2 separate regions of the Homo sapiens genome follow, and region 2 is linked to region 1. A link is a loop called in an ENCODE intact Hi-C map of the cell type or tissue named here. Cell type or tissue: heart left ventricle. All regions are shown on one strand. Each heading gives the region's core, and the rest is flanking DNA. Links, peaks and the distances in the headings are about the cores only.

The links. A loop is a pair of places that touch in the nucleus more often than their neighbours do. Peaks named below come from ENCODE experiments on the same cell type or tissue, not always from the same donor. Only the 100,000 strongest peaks of a DNase experiment are listed, where the experiment ranks them.
Region 2: a loop joins it to region 1, with 2.7 times the contacts of the local background. A loop is called at or near these places in 27 of 110 quality-filtered maps.

Annotation. Positions count from the first base shown.
Region 1 is chr4:2,761,331-2,769,030 of GRCh38, forward strand. LOC102723763 (a long non-coding RNA gene) reads left to right here and starts at 402. Exons shown (of 3, transcript XR_001741552.2): 1 at 402-821; 2 at 2,410-2,519. RefSeq lists enhancers at 254-1,078, 1,882-2,450 and a silencer at 2,641-3,190. In heart left ventricle, for the core only: CTCF peaks have their summits at 2,940 (motif pointing right) and 3,144; DNase peaks (open chromatin) are centred at 2,378 and 2,941; H3K4me3 peaks cover 1,192 bases; H3K27ac peaks cover 462 bases.
Region 2 is chr4:2,944,468-2,952,167 of GRCh38, forward strand. NOP14 (NOP14 nucleolar protein) reads right to left here. Exons shown (of 18, transcript NM_001291978.2): 7 at 6,647-6,778; 8 at 5,467-5,746; 9 at 3,811-3,941; 10 at 3,059-3,144; 11 at 1,945-2,080; 12 at 661-762. It overlaps NOP14-AS1 (NOP14 antisense RNA 1), which reads left to right. Exons shown (of 4, transcript NR_015453.2): 3 at 2,406-2,653; 4 at 5,686-6,611. Among named protein-coding and RNA genes, the nearest start is that of NOP14-AS1, 13 kb to the left of the region's middle. RefSeq lists an enhancer at 2,168-3,367. In heart left ventricle, for the core only: a CTCF peak has its summit at 4,618 (motif pointing right); no DNase peak of the experiment used is centred there.

The sequences.
Region 1 (7,700 bases), core at 841-5,840:
GCCTGCGTGGTCCACTGGCCCTGCTGTTTTCAGACCCATCTGCACCCCTTTCTCCGGCTCACTGTAGACCAGTCATTCTGAAAGAGCCCATGAAAAACACCAAGTTCTCTCCTGCCTCAGGACTTTGTACCTGCTGCTTCAGTGCCTGGAATACTGACTCCTTCCCATGAAAAACACCAAGTTCTCTCCTGCCTCAGGACTTTGTACCTGCTGCTTCAGTGCCTGGAATACTGACTCCTTCCCATGAAAAACACCAAGTTCTCTCCTGCCTCAGGACTTTGTGCCTGCTGCTTCAGTGCCTGGAATACTCATTCCTTCCATTGTTTGCACAAGCACCGCCAGGGGGTGGGGCTCACAGAGGCGCACTGCGGCAGGAACTGGATGTGGGTGTCAAGGTGGTCACAGAACAGACGGCTGGGTCAGCTCCCCAAGGAGAAGCCCTGAGCTGCCCAACAGGTCCCTCTTAGGCCCCACACTTCAGAGGCAGGGCTGCCACGCATGCCTCCTGGATCACCTCTTGGTGTCCCATGGCCCCTGTGGGGCTCCTACCTGGCACATCCTCACCTCCAGGCTCCCCCGGCTCCAACTCAGCAGGGAGGTGGGAGGTTGACGGGAGCAGGCAGGCATGGGAGGGCTCAGCCGGGGTATGAGGGGTGGGCAGAGTCCCCCCACCTGGCTCACCCTTTCTCTTCCTCTCCTCCTCTGGGCACCTTCTTTGACTCCCACAGGCTCCTAGCTCAGACCTCTCCACTCTTCCTGGCTTTCCTTCAGGGAGGTCAGGAAAGTCAGGGACCCGTGGATAAAGACCAGGAGAACACAATGTAAGTATCTGGGCAAAGAACCTCTTAGGCAGAGGGCTTGGCGAGTGCAGAGCCCCAGGGACCTGTGCAGGGCCTGATCAAGACCCTTGGAGGAGTCCAGGGGTGGCTAGAGTGCAGCAAGCAGGGGAGGGACTGGAGTAGCCATAGAAGGGACCAGGACAGACTGAGCCCCAAACGTCCCCCTTGCCTGGCCCAGCCCATGTGTTTCCGGTATTGGTGGGTTCTTGGTCTCACTGACTTCAAGAATGAAGCTGTGGACCCTGGCAATGAGTGTTACAGCTCTTAAAGGCAGCGTGTCCGGAGTTTGTTCCTTCTGATGTTCAGATGTGTTCGGAGTTTTTTCCTTCTGGTGGGGTTCGTGGTCTCACTGGCTCAGGAGTGAAGCTGCGGACCTTCGCGGTGAGTGTCACAACTCTTAAGGTGGTGCGTCTGGAGTTGTTCGTTCCTCCCGGTGGGTTCGCGGTCTCACTGGCTTCAAGAGTGAAGCTGCAGACCTTCAACAAATGAGTGTTACAGCTCGTAAACACGGTGTGGACCCAAAGACTAAAAGAACAAAGCTTCCACAATGTGGTAAGGGTACCCCAGCGGGTTGCCGCTCCTGGCTCGGGCAGCCTTCTTTTATTCTCTTATCTGACCCCACCCACATCCTGCTGATTGGTAGAGCCGAGTGGTCTGTTTTCACAGGGTGCTGATTGGTGTGTTTACAATCCCTGAGCTAGACACAAAGGTTCTTCACGTCCCCGCCAGATTAGCTAGATACATTGTCGATTGGTGCATTCACAAACCCTGAGCTAGACACAGGGTGCTGATTGGTGTGTTTACGAACCTTGAGCTAGATACAGAGTACCGATTGGTGAATTTACAATCCCTTAGCTAGACATAAAGGTTCTCCACGTCCCCACCAGACTCAGGAGCCCAGCTGGCTTCACCCAGTGAATGTGGAGCTGCCTGCCAGTCCCGCACCGTGCACCCGCACTCCTCAGCCCTTGGGTGGTTGATGGGACTAGGCGCCGTGGAGCGGGGGCGGCGCTCGTCAGGGAGGCTCGGGCTGCACAGGAGCCCACGGAGGAGCGGGGGAGGCTCAGGCATGGCGGGCTGCAGGTTCCGAGCCCCGCCCCGCGGGAATGCAGCTAAGGCCCGGCGAGAAATTGAGCACAGCAGCTGCTGGCCCAGGTGCTAAGCCCCTCACTGCCTGTGGCCGGTGGGGCCGGCTGGCTGCTCCGAGTGCAGGGTCCGCCGAGCCCACGAACCCCACCAGAAGGAAGAAACTCTGAACACGTCCGAACATCAGAAGGAACAAACTCCAGACACACCGCCTTTAAGAACTGTAACACCGCGAGGGTCCGCGGCTTCATTCCTGAAGTCAGTGAGATCAAGAACCCACCAATTCCGGACACACATGGGGATGCTAGGCCAAAACCCGTAAGAGCCGGCCGGCCTCCAGGAGGGGCAGGGGTCTTCCCCTACACAGGGGTCCCGGCTCAGGGCCGCTGCCCTTCCCCGCAGCTCCAGTGCCCCGGGACCTTGGGAAATCATCCTGCTCTTTGTCCTGACCTGAGCCAATGCATTTGCCTTGTCGAGCCCTTAGGAGCAGAAAAGCGTAGGCGAGCAGCTGGCAGCCACCATCGCATTTGCTCCCGGAAGGCAAGAGGAGGCAGAGAAAATTCCAGAACCCATTTAAGCGTCTGGGACCCTGAGGTAACCATGAGCTACTGGCAGGCCGGGGGACACAGCGGGTACAGAAGGGGTCTCTGGAGTTTCGTGAGGAAGTATTCGGGCTGTGCGGCGCCGCGACCCTGGCAGGACGCTGCTGTCCCGCCAGCGAAAGCGGGGCGCGCTCAGGGCTGCGGGCAGCGGGGGTGCAGCGGGGAGAGCCAGGGCCTGGGCGCGGAGGAGGGGCTGGTATGGGACCCTCCGGGTGGGCGCGGCCCCGCGGGGCCTTGCGGCCACACCGCCACCGTGCCCAGCGGCCCCATCAGCGCATATTCAGGATGAACCCCGGACACGCGCCCAGAACCGTCTGGTGACCCAGTGATGAAAGCTCGAATCTTATAGGATCCGTATTCATTTCCCGTGGGCTCAAGCCCAGCCTCCGCGGGCGGCGCGGGCCCTCGCGGCGAGTGTCCACGAGGAGGCGGTGTGGACCCGCGGCCCCAGACCAGGCCTCAGGCAGAAGGCGAGCGCGAGCGCCCCGCCCAGCCCCTCCCCGTCCCGCAACCCGCGCCCCGACCAGCGCCCCCAGCACCTCTCCACCCTCGCTCTCGAGCAGTCTCCACGTTTGTCTCAGAGGAGACCCACTTTGCTCCCCAGCGTGGGCCCCTGAGCGCTGGGGGAAGTTGGTTGGTTTGTTAATGACAGAGTCTCGCTCTGTTGCCCAGGCTGGAGTGCAATGGTGCAATCTCAGCTCACTGCAACCTCCGTCTCCCGGGTTCAAGCGATTCTCCTGCCTCAGCCTCCCGAGTAGCTGGAATTACAGTGCACGCCACTACGCCCGGCTAATTTTTGTATTTTTAGCAGTGACGGGGTTTTGCCATGTTGGCCAGGCTGGTCTTTTTTTTTTTTTTTTTAAACTAGATGTTTCCTTTATTCATTCACACACTTAAGTAACATAGACTTATAATTTGTAACAAATAGAACAGAGGTTACACATATAAGACAAAAATCTTGAGTTTGAAAACTTTATTATCTGGCTGTTTTGTCAACATGATAATTTCATATACAACCACGTAAAAACATCTCTGGTGTTTAGATTTTTCCGTTTATTCTAGCTGTTTCATATTTGTAGACGTAGCCATGGCATGTACAGAATATGCATAGCAACAGGACTTTCATATAATATAGTACAGTTGGAAAAAAACACTATCTTGCTAGGGAGATATGTCAAGTAGATTCTAGTTTCCACATTATTTTGATTTTACTGTATTTAACTTTGTATATATTTTACATGTATTAAATGTTTTGATGAAACATTTCAAACTCTATATTAGAAATGTTGGCAAACATTAGTATCTATAAAATATAATCTGTATATATTGTATAATCTGGATATAAATATCCAGAAATCTGTCATATTTTTATACCAATTACAATGGTCAAAGTTGACACTATTCTTAAATATACTTAATGATTATCTGGATTATCTCCATATCTATTTTTGGCCCTCTTTTGCCATCCATACGTGAAGTATAATGATCCTTATTCTTTATGGCATTTTTTTTTTTTTTTTGACGGAGTCTGGCTCTGTCACCCAGGCCAGAGTGTGCAGTGGCGTGATCTTGGCTCACTGCAAGCTCCACCTCCTGGGTTCACGCTATTCTCCTGCCTCAGCCTCCTGAGTAGCTGGGACTACAGGCGCCCGCCACTACACCCGGCTAATTTTTTGTATTTTTAGTAGAGACGGGGTTTCAGCACGTTAGCCAGGATGGTCCCGATCTCCTGACCTCGTGATCTGCCCGCCTCGGCCTCCCAAAGTGCTGGGATTACAGGCATGAGCCACCGCGCCTGGCCCCTATTTTTATTTTTTGAGACAAGGTCTGGCTTTGTCGCCCACACTGGAGGGAGTGGTGTCATCTCGGCTTACTGCAACCTCTACCTCCCAGGATCAAGCAATCCTCCCACCTCAGCCTCCTGAGTAGCTGGGACTACAGGTGTGTTCCACGACACCAGGCTAATTTTTGTATTTTTTATAGAGATGGCGGCGGGGGTGGGGTGCACCTCACTATGTTGCCCAGGCTGGTCTTTAACTCCTGGGCTCAAGTGATCCTCCTGCCTCAGCCTCCTAAAGTGCTGGGATTACAGGTGTGAGCCACCGCCTGGCCTCCGTAATTCTTTTACTTCCTCAATGCTAGGCCTCAGAGAGCATCCCGGCCACCCTATGGGAGAAAACTTTGTTCTGAATCCCCTTAGCTCAGTCGTCCTGTGCAGCCAGGTCAAGCACAGCTCATGCCTCCTGGACTAGCGGGGTTTGGAGAACTTGCTCCTTTTCCTGGAGGGCCAAGAGGGATGGCAGTGCTATGGCAGGGGCCAGGGCAGTGTTAACAGGACCTCTGAGCACAGATGCACAGAGGGTCAAGGAGGGAGATTTCTGGGGAAAGAGCATTCCAGGCCGAGGGAACAGCCCATGGAGAGGCCCAGAGGCAGGGGTGTGTTTGCCAGTGCAGGAAACAAGGAGACTCTTGTGGCTGAAGCAGACGTAGTGGAGGAGGAGGGACTAGGGCCGAGGTCATGGCGGCTTTGTAGACCACCGTGGGAACTCTGGCTTTTCTTTGGAGCAAAATGGGAGCCTTGTAGGATTCTTGGGGAGAGGAAATCCAGAAAAGAAGCAATGGTGGTAGCTTGTCCCCAAGCAGTGGTCTTGGAGATGGTGAGAACCCACCAGGTTCTGGGGGGGCTTCTGAAGTGGAGCGAGGAATTCCTAATAACGACAGAATCAGCATAATCATGACCCCCGCCCCCAGACTTCCACATCCTAATCCCCAGAATTTGTAAATGTGTTACCTTCCATGGCAAGGGGAATAAAGGCAGCAGATGAATTGAAGTTGCTAATCAGTTACCCTTAAAATAGGGAGCTTTCCCTGGGTCAGCAGGTGATCCCAATGTCATCACAGGGTCCTTCAACGTGGAAGAGGGAGGCGGAAGAGAAGGCCAGAGTAACGCAGTGTGAGAAGGATTTGACCCAGTGTTGCTGACTTTGAGCCTGGAGGAAGGGGCCACGAGCCAGGGAATGCCGGTGGCCTCTAGGAGGTGGAAACAGCCAAGAATGGATTCTCCCCTAGAGCCCCAGAAAGAATGTGGCCCTGCCAACACCTTGACTTTAGCTCAGGGAGACCCCTGTCTCAGACTTCTGACCTCCGGAAGTATCAGAGAATAACTCTGTGTTGTTTTAAGCCACTGAGTTTGAAATAATTTTTTCCTGCAACCACAGGAAACTCATACAGACTGGGGTGAGGTAGGGTTAGGGAAAATCAAAGAGGACCTGAAGACCTTGGCCTGAGCAGTGGGGAGGATGGATCTGCCCTCATCTGGGGCAGGAAGGCTGAGGCTGGGGATGGGGCATTTGAGAGAGCTTGGGACATCGTAAGCAGTGACCTGATTGGTTTCAGCACCCCCAGGGTCTGGCACAGTGCTGCACAGGGGAGGGCCCTCAGGTGACTGTGGAATAAATGAATGAATGTATGATGCATGCATGAATGAATGTTTAGCTGCTCAGTAAATATATGTGGTATGCATGCGTGAGTAAGTGGAAGAGGCTGAGCTGTGACCCCAATATCAGGGGTTGCTGGGGGTGGGGTGCCAGGAGAGGGTTGGTCACAGCCATACCCCTTGCCTGTCTTCAGACCAGCTCTGGGGGAGCAGCCCAGTGGAGGTGTGGCTGCCCCACCTGCTGCCTTCCCCCAGCCAGCCCCCTAGCCCAGTCCTGCAGGCCCCTGTCTGCCTGTGATACAGACTATATCCCCGGGAGCCCTTTCACAAACGCCATTTTTCTCCATCTTGCCCCATTTCCCAATCATAGTTAGGGCCGGGACATCTTCCCAGATGCCCTGGCCCCAGAGAGAGGCTTCTGGAAGCCTTCCTATGGGAGCAGAGGGACCTTAGGATTTGGACAGCCCTGCCTTGGGCCAAGGAGCCAGCTCTCAGACCCTCGGCCTCTTCCGCGAGCCCCTTAGGAGTGAGGGGTCAGCAGAGCAGGGCTGTCCCAGCCAGCATCCCAAGGACGTGGGAGGAGTGACAACCCAGGGGCACTTGTCGGCCTGGCGTCTCTGACAAACTCCAGTGATGGGTGGGTGTGGCACACGGCAGCTGAGGACAGACGAGCACAGCAAGAAGCCTGCACAGCCCCGGAGTGGGAGGGCCTGGCGTGTGGCCTGCAGGCTCTGGTGGCCTTCACAGATCTTTCCTCTCTGTAGCCTTGATGTTTGCGTCTGTTCAATGAAAATTAGCCACAGCTTACTTTTGTCGTGTATTAAAGACATTTGTAGCAAACACCCATGATAGCTGGCGTGTGCCATGCTCTCTGCTGCTCCCAGGCCACCTCATCTGGATGAGGGTGATGTGCCCGTACGGTAGAGGTGATGCCACCTATGAGGGTGATGCCCAGTAGAGCCCTGAGCTGCACAGCCCCTGGGCTAGGAGGTGAGGGTGGCTCTTGGGTCTTTGGTGGCTCCCATTCCTTGTCAGAGCCATTTTCCTCCTCCCAGAAGCCGTCTTCTGGCCTCCTTCCTGTTCAACCCCAGCCCCTCCACACACCGAGCGGGGTGTCTGTATTTCATCCCCACGGAGCCTTCATCTCAGCTGCCAGTGAGGGTTCAGGTGCCATCTGAGGCGTCTGCTGATAGCCAAGGTGTTACCACTCAACTCCGGTGTTGGGTGATGGCTACAGCGCAGTCTGCAAATTAAGATGTTTGATGGTAAAGAGTTACTTATAACAAAGAGGTTTTTGAAGACAGAAACTGCCGAGGAAGACGAACCCCAGGAGAGATGCTCTTGGGGGCGAGTTACATACCTGGCAGCTCCCGGCAGGCTCCTCCCCAAGTTGAAAAGTCCCTTCAGGTGGGAAGAGCCCAGGGAAAAATGTAGTCCTCACTGAACAGCTGAGAAACTGGGGCTCAGAAGGAAGGACCAACTGCAGCCTTGGTGGTCCCCAGGATAGAGGGCAGGGCTCCCCATGCCCCCAGACCCAGGCCCTCATATTCCCCACCAAAGGCTCAGGAATGTGTGGCTCCATGTAGGAGTGTGGGTGAAGGGGAGCTGAACATAAGCAGGATGGCTAGAAACGGGCAGGGAACCAGATCCCCTCCCCCCACAGCCTCCACCCACAGCTGGGCTTCTGGGCTTCCCCCGCCAGGCCAGACACCAGTGGCTTCTTCCCTGGCGTGGAGC
Region 2 (7,700 bases), core at 1,979-6,978, 180 kb after region 1:
ACAATCTCGGCTCACTGCAACCTCCACCTCCCGGGTTCAAGTGATTTTCCTGCCTCAGTCTCCCGAGTAGCTGGGATTACAGGCATGTGGCACCACACCCAGCTAATTTTTGTATTTTTAGTAGAGACGGGGTTTCGCCATGTTGGCCACACTGGTCTTGAACTCCCGACCTCAGGTGATCCGCCCGCCTCAGCCTCCGAAAGTGCTGGGATTACAGGCGTGAGCCACCGCGCCTGGCCAGAGCTATACTGATTATAAAGTTCCTTCCACCCATACAGAGCGTACGATTACTGCACTAAGCATGTACCAATCACATGCCTAATAAAGAAAAAGGAACAGCTTGAACTTTTTAAGCCAAAAAGGGAACAAAAGCCCTTATCATCACACTGGATAACTTCACCACTAACTTGAAAGGTTGTTTTCTGGGGTAGCACCATCTGTAACCTTGAGGTGCCAAACCAGGCCCTCCCACTCCCACCCACATCTGGGGCTGCTCGAGCCGGGGCTCTTTTAGATGGGCCCTCTTTGGCCTAACCGCAGTGCTCGGTCTCTGCAGCCCTTAAACAGCCACACTCATGTTCCACAAGGCCCCGAGGGGCTGTGGCTCCGGCCACCCGTGGTGCAGCAGGCCGACCCCTGCCGCATGTGGAGAGAACGCACCTTGGTGAGCAGCTGACTGAGGCACACGAGGGCAGGGGTCACCACTGGGTGCCAGAAGTCGGAAGTTGGAAATAGCAGCCCAGTGATTTTCAAATAAATGAGCTGGAAAGAAAGTGTTACCACAGGTTAAAGAAGGTAAATGAAGTCCATCCATATGCCCTCCCCGCAAACACTCCGGAGCCAAGAACAGGATCTGGCGAGGAGAGGGTGCATCTCCTTGGCCCAGAGCTCTGGCCTCAGTGTCACAGAACAGGCGTCCAACCACCGTGGGTCAACCAGCTAAACGTGCAGTGAGGACACTGAGGCCCATGAAGACTTCAAAGCAGTCAACAATGGTTATAGACACGGGCTCAGATCATGTTTTGGGGAGTTGATTAAAAATCACTAACCTAAGTCCTACATTTTTAAGCTTCTGCTAACTATTGTGAATCCATTTCAACACAAACACCAGGCAACAGAATAAAGAGCGTATCTCAGCAAGTATTTCCTTAAAGTTACTAAAGCTGAAAATACAGCATGAGGCTGTTATAAAATTGTTAAAAATCTCAGCGTACAAATGTCTCCCAACCTTTGAATAACATAGAAACCGAGACCAATTTAAACCAGCCCACAGGCTTGGGCCCTTAAGGACAATACCGTGGTTCTATTTGCCTTCCAATGTTTTTGTCACTGGACCAAATACAGCACCATTCACGTGGAATCAAACCAGAATCTCCCTGCACGACCCACACGTTAGTCCATGGCTAGTGGAGGAGTGCCCTCCCCTCCCAGGCTCGCTGCCGTGCACTCTCACTCCAGATCACCCTCACTGCCGTGCACTCTCACTCCAGATCACCCTCACTGCCGTGCACTCTCACTCCAGATCACCCTCACTGCCGTGCACTCTCACTCCAGATCACCCTCACTGCCGTGCACTCTCACTCCAGATCACCCTCACTGCCGTGCACTCTCACTCCAGATCACCCTCACTGCCGTGCACTCTCACTCCAGATCACCCTCGCTGCCGTGCACTCACTCCAGATCACCCTCACTGCCGTGCACTCTCCAGATCACCCTCACTGCCGTGCACTCTCCAGATCACCCTCACTGCCGTGCACTCTCACTCCAGATCACCCTCACTGCCGTGCACTCTCACTCCAGATCACCCTCGCTGCCGTGCAGCTCACTCCACATCACCCTGGAAGCACAGGGTACAGCCAAGAGCATCGTACCCGTCGTCCACCTTCTGTGATGCCAAACAGAACTTCTGTGGCAGGGGCAGTGCCTAGACTGAACTCTGCTTACCACATCCAACCCTGGCAATGCCGCCCGGCCTTTGGTCTCAATCATTTCTTCCATCTCATGCATCGCATCTCGGAGAACAAATTTGATAGCGTCACTTGCAGATTCAGGAAACATCTGGCAAAGATGATATAAGTGCCTGTTAAGCAGAAATGTAAAGTCAGGAGAGAATGACTTTAGATAAGAAACACAGAAAAGCCCTGCAAGCCACTTTCCTATGCAGTCACCTGTTGACTGAGCAAGTAAGAACTGGATGAATCCGCTTTTTCTAACAGCATTCTTAAGAGTCTACACTCACTTCTGCCATTTCCTAAAAACTCGGCCATAACATTATGGACTGGAGGTGGTGGGAGAAACAGCTCGATTTGTGGTACAGACGTTGTTGGGGGCACCACTCTGTGTGGCAGCTGCAGCTGACAGCTCCAAGGCACTTTCCATATTAACTCATTTATTCCTCACGACAGGTACTTCTTTGATAGTGCCTCCATGCATGCAGAAGATGACGTGGAGAGCTCCGCGCGGCACAGGGCAGGAAGCTGGTGTGCACTCTCATGGATCCGAAGCCAACACACGCCTCTCAACTGAGGACTCTGCCCCTCTGGCATTCTTCCAGCCACCAGCCCTGGGGGCCAGGAGCCACTGAGTGGGTCACACAGCCTTAGAGGGCAACGAGGGCAGGAGCTCGCCCTGGCGGTCCCCATGCAGACAAGAGGTACACACTCCCTGGCATGCAAAGCCACCCAACTGGGTTTCACTGAAGGGTGAGGGGCGGGGTGTCTACCGTGCTTTCCAAATACCGCTCAGTCACCCAGAGCTTGAAACTTACAATGAGCCACCCCATCCCAGCCACAAATCTAAAGGGGTTCACTTGTTTCAAAATCAACTTGTTTGTGGTTAAAAGTCAGTCCCAGCTCTACAGTGGCTGGAGCGGCACGTGTGAGAAGCCGGCTTGCGCTGTGAGGCTCACAAGCCCTGGGTGACCACCTGCCCACTTGGCATGCTGACACCATCATTCCACCTACCTTAGTAACTCTGGAATGTATTTTTATGACTCTAAATGGGAGAAAAATTGTTCTGCTTAACCCCACATCCCAGATGACACACCATTTTTACTTACACAACCAACTTATCAATGACTGTGAGGTCTGGTGGGTCATCTGTAGCCAAATCGCCAACGTATTCCAAAAGAAAGCCAAACAGTTTCTGCAGGAACATGAATTGGGAAATAAAGCTCAGTGCTCAGCACCAAGAACAAAGCCACAGGCACACAGCTTCTGGATCACGTACATTCTGGTGACAACCAGGTGGGGCAGGGGAGCCCAGGGTGACAGACACGAGCAGCCTTCTAAAATGTAAGCAAATACACTGCTAGAACTTGCTAAGCACTAGAAGGTGTAGGGGGGAGAAAGCTAAGGGCAAGGCGCATCCTTCTACAGAACAGCTGACAACACACCACTAGGAAAGCACGACGAGGAACACGGGCAGCACGGCGTCCTCCTCACAGGCAATATCCACCATTCACTGAAAGAGGCACGATCACAGCCACCTATCTGCCACAGCAAAGTCTGGCTCTGCCACACGCTGGCTATGTGAACCCTAGTGTCCTCCCCTGTGAGATGAAGGTGAAGGTCCCCATGCCTGCCTCTGGCTGGGTCTGGCACGAGGCCTAGAGAGGGGCCAAAGCCAAGGGAGGCCTCTGCCGGTGCCATACCAAGTACTCCCAGCCATCATCATAGGTAACCATGTGACGGGCTGGCCCCATCTGGCCTGAGGCACACATGGCCGTTGCACAACTTCACACAATTCTGGCATTCATATACGGGGCTATGCTGACACTCCCAGCGCTCCACACACACTCAATCCACGTACTTCTAATTTTGCTTTGTTTCCTTCTGCGAGACTCGGGTGGTTGCACTTCTGAATTCTCTCCACCACCAAAAGCTGCTCTTCCATCGATCTTCCTAACAACAGAGATCTCAGTTCCTCATAGGATTCAGGGGCTATCAAAAACACAAAACATACTGCACATTTAACATTTATATATATGTATATATATTTATTTTTGAGATGGAGTCTCGCTCTGTTGCCCAGGCTGGAGTGCAGTGGTGCAATCTCAGCTCACTGAAACTTCCGCCTCCTGGGTTCAAGAGATTCTCCTGCCCCAGCCTGCTGAGTAGCTGGGATTACAGGCACTCGCCACCATGCCCGGCTAATTTTTGTATTTTCAGTAGAGACAGGGCTTCACCGTGTTGGCCAGGCTGGTCTTGAGCTCCTGACCTCAGGTGATCCGCCTGCCTAGGCCTCCCAAAGTGCTGGGATTACAGGCATGAGCCACCGCACCTGGCCCACATTTCACATTTAAAATGAGAATTACTTACATGTCTGCTGACAGAGAGGTAATTTTATATAACTATTCTACTTCACGATCACAACAAACCCACCAGCGTTTGCCCTGGTACACCTGGAGGGGTCTCAGCCATCCTGACCTGGGCTGTCAGGTGCGATCACGCACCTGGGAACAGGCTAATAAGGAAATGCCCTCCCACCTTTCCTTGATTAGGAATTTGCTAAAACACCCACAGTTTCAGAGCATCTTGGTGGCAGGGTGCTGGGTTTAGTGCCCAGACTGCTTCAGAAGGACCTGGAAGGAGCCACTGTGAGCCAAGCAGTGTCAGCTCAGGAGACTCTTGCCACCAGAGGGCACTTCACAGAGGCCAGCTTCACCACTAGCTTCTCCTCTGGAAGCGTCTGGCAGGCACAGAATAATTCGGCATTGCTTACTAGAACCTGACCATTTTTCTTTTCTTTGTTTTGAGACAGGGTCTTGCTCTGTCACCCAGGCTAGAGTGCAGTGGTGTAATCTCGGCTCACTGCAACCTCCGCCTCCCAGGCTCAAGTGATCCTCCCACCTCAGCCTCCTGACCAGCTAGGAACACAGGCACAAGCTATTGCACCAGGCTTATTTTTTATATTTTTGGTAGAGACGAGGTTTCGCAATGTTGCCCAGGCTGGTCTCAAACTCCAAGGCTCAAGTGACCCACCCACCTTGGCCTCCCAAAGTGTTGGGATTATAGGCATCAGCCACGCACCTGGCCTGGACAATTTTTCTCCACATACTAGACAAAACAACACTGTATATTCCATCTAAAATGTTACGTGGCCAAACAGGAGGCCCAGGTGGGAACATGGAAGCCTTCTCGCAGATGCTCACCCACCTCCCCAGCCCTGCCCCTCTGGTCCACCACAAGAGGCTGACCATATACTAAAAGGGAGGTGAAGGTACCACTAGAGAGAGGCGCATCTGGCCCATCGGGGGCCGGCCTACAGAACCACAGTCACAAACTAAGATGACCACTCACTCTAAGACCTGGATCAGCAGACACAGGGGTGTGTCCAGGCACTCCCAAGGGCATCCTTGGTCCCCATTCCACAAATGCAACCCCTGGGAGGGAGACGAACACACACAGCTATGGCCAGGTCATAAAGGTTATCCCAGAACCTGAGGAAACCCGCGCACTTGCCCACCTGCGAACGTGTAGGGCAGCTCGTCTCTGGTAGCTTTTCCAGCTCTTTCCTTGCCGCTTATCAACCCTTTCCCAGGAGTCTGCCTCTGCTCTTTTGCTGGCTTCTCGTTTTCTTCCTCACTCTCCACGTTGGATTCCAGGTCCAAGTGGCTATCTGGGCTGTCGCTCTCCTCTGTGTCCTCCCCGCCTGAACTGTCACCTTCTTCCTCGTTGCTCTCAGGGTCACTGGCTTCCTTGCTTTGCTCTTCCTGGACATCTTCCTCGACATTCATCTTTCCATCCTACCAAGAGCGTGGAAACCACAGGGCATGAGGACAGGCGGAGACAACGCTGGACCATCTCACAGCCACATCAAGAGGCTGCCCACATCAGGGCTTTCTACGTGGTTGCAAGGAACACAAACCTGTGTGCTCCATTTGCCCACTGGCACTAGGCCTCCTGCCCACCACCCGCTTCTAGGCTATTCGAGCCGCAGGAGCTACAGGCTGCTAGAGAACCCTGCGGCAGGATGCTGGGCGCGGTTCAGCTTTTGCCAGGGAGCAGCATGGGACTGGGATTTGGAAGGTGTACAGTGGCTGCGGGCTTTAGCAGGAGGAGTGTCTACAGCACCTTCTGCTCCTCCAGGTAACCTAGTGTTTTTATCAGTATCCATTTTCCTGTGTGGATCTCTTCTGCTTGAAACCTGTCCTGCCTATTTTTCTTCCCTGGACCCTGACTGATACACTCTTAAAACGAGAAAAGGGTACCGATTTATAAAGTTCGTGAATTAAAAACTACACCAGTCATGGAAACTCAATGACATCACTCAAAGAAAATTCACAACTCTAGCCTTGAGTTAGCTCCCTCAATAGTATGATGAGGTCATGCAGATAGAATCATACAGTTATTAACAAAAGTAGTTGATGTTAACCGAGTAATCAGTTTTATCTGTGTTCCTTTGAGACAGAGAGAGAGAGTGAGAAAGAGAGCGTGAGCAAGTGAGTGCACATACTATTGTTAAAGTCTTCTCTCTAAAGTTTTAATATCTGATATACCATAAACACCCAGATAAAGAACTTTAGAGAAACTGGTTAAAAAGATTTAAAATTCCCAACTGTAATAAATCCCTAAAATGAATACCAAAAAAATGTTTTTAAATTAAAAAAAGAGAGAGAAAGAGAAAATGAAGGCAAACATCTTACTTTGTAGGAAAGCAAACGCCTGTCATCTTTATCTAGCACGAAGCCATCATTCAGATCATCTGCTGACATATGTTTTGGTTTCTTAACATTTTCATCCTCATCCTTTCCAAGCATTCTTCGAAGTCTCTCAGCCTGAGCAGGAAGGAATGAGATGTCTTAGAGCACACTCTTCCAACATATGGTGAGGGGGCCGTGCAGTCCTGCCCTGGGCAGCGGGCTGGGCCTACGGTCCTCCCAGCTCTGAGGCTGGTGCATCCAGCCTGCTTTCTGCCTGCAGTTTTCAATCAGGCATGCAAACACTAGCTAAGCAGCACATTCCTCATTTAACAAAATCAACTGTTCAAACTTTGTGGCCAATACTCTCCAGTCACCAGGCAAGCCTATTATTCTGAGGCCTTCACAGCCCAATTCTGCTGGCCAGCCCCGACTGGGACTCATCACCCCCTGCACCGAGAGAATAGGAGCCAGGACGCCAAGAGCAAGCAGCTCCACGGCCTCCACTATTTGACCACACACTGGACACGGGAAGAAGCTAGTGATGTGGTTATGTCAAAACAGCCAGCTGAGCCAGCTGTGATGGCAGCCCACACCTGTAACCCCAGCACTGTGGGAGGCCGTGGTGGGAGGATCAGCTGAGACCAGGAGTTTGAGAACAGCCTAGGCAACATAGGGAGATGCTCATCTATACAAACAATTTTTGAAAATTAGCTGGGGCCAGGCGCGGTGGCTCACACCTGTAATCCCAGCACTTTGGGAGGCCGAGGTGACTGGATCACCTGAGGTCAGGAGTTCAAGACCGCCTGGCCAACATGGCGAAATCCTATCTCTACTAAAAATACAAAAATTAGCCGGGCGTGGTGGCAGGCGCCTGTAATCCTAGCTACTCAGGAGGCTGAGGCAGGAGAATCACTTGAACCCAGGAGGTGGAGTTTGCAGTGAGCCAAGATTGTGCCACTGTACTCTAGCTGGGTGACAGAGCGAAACTCTGTCTCAAAGAAAAAAAAAAAAAAAGGTATTCATGAATAAATATAAACTTTAAATAGACTAAAATATT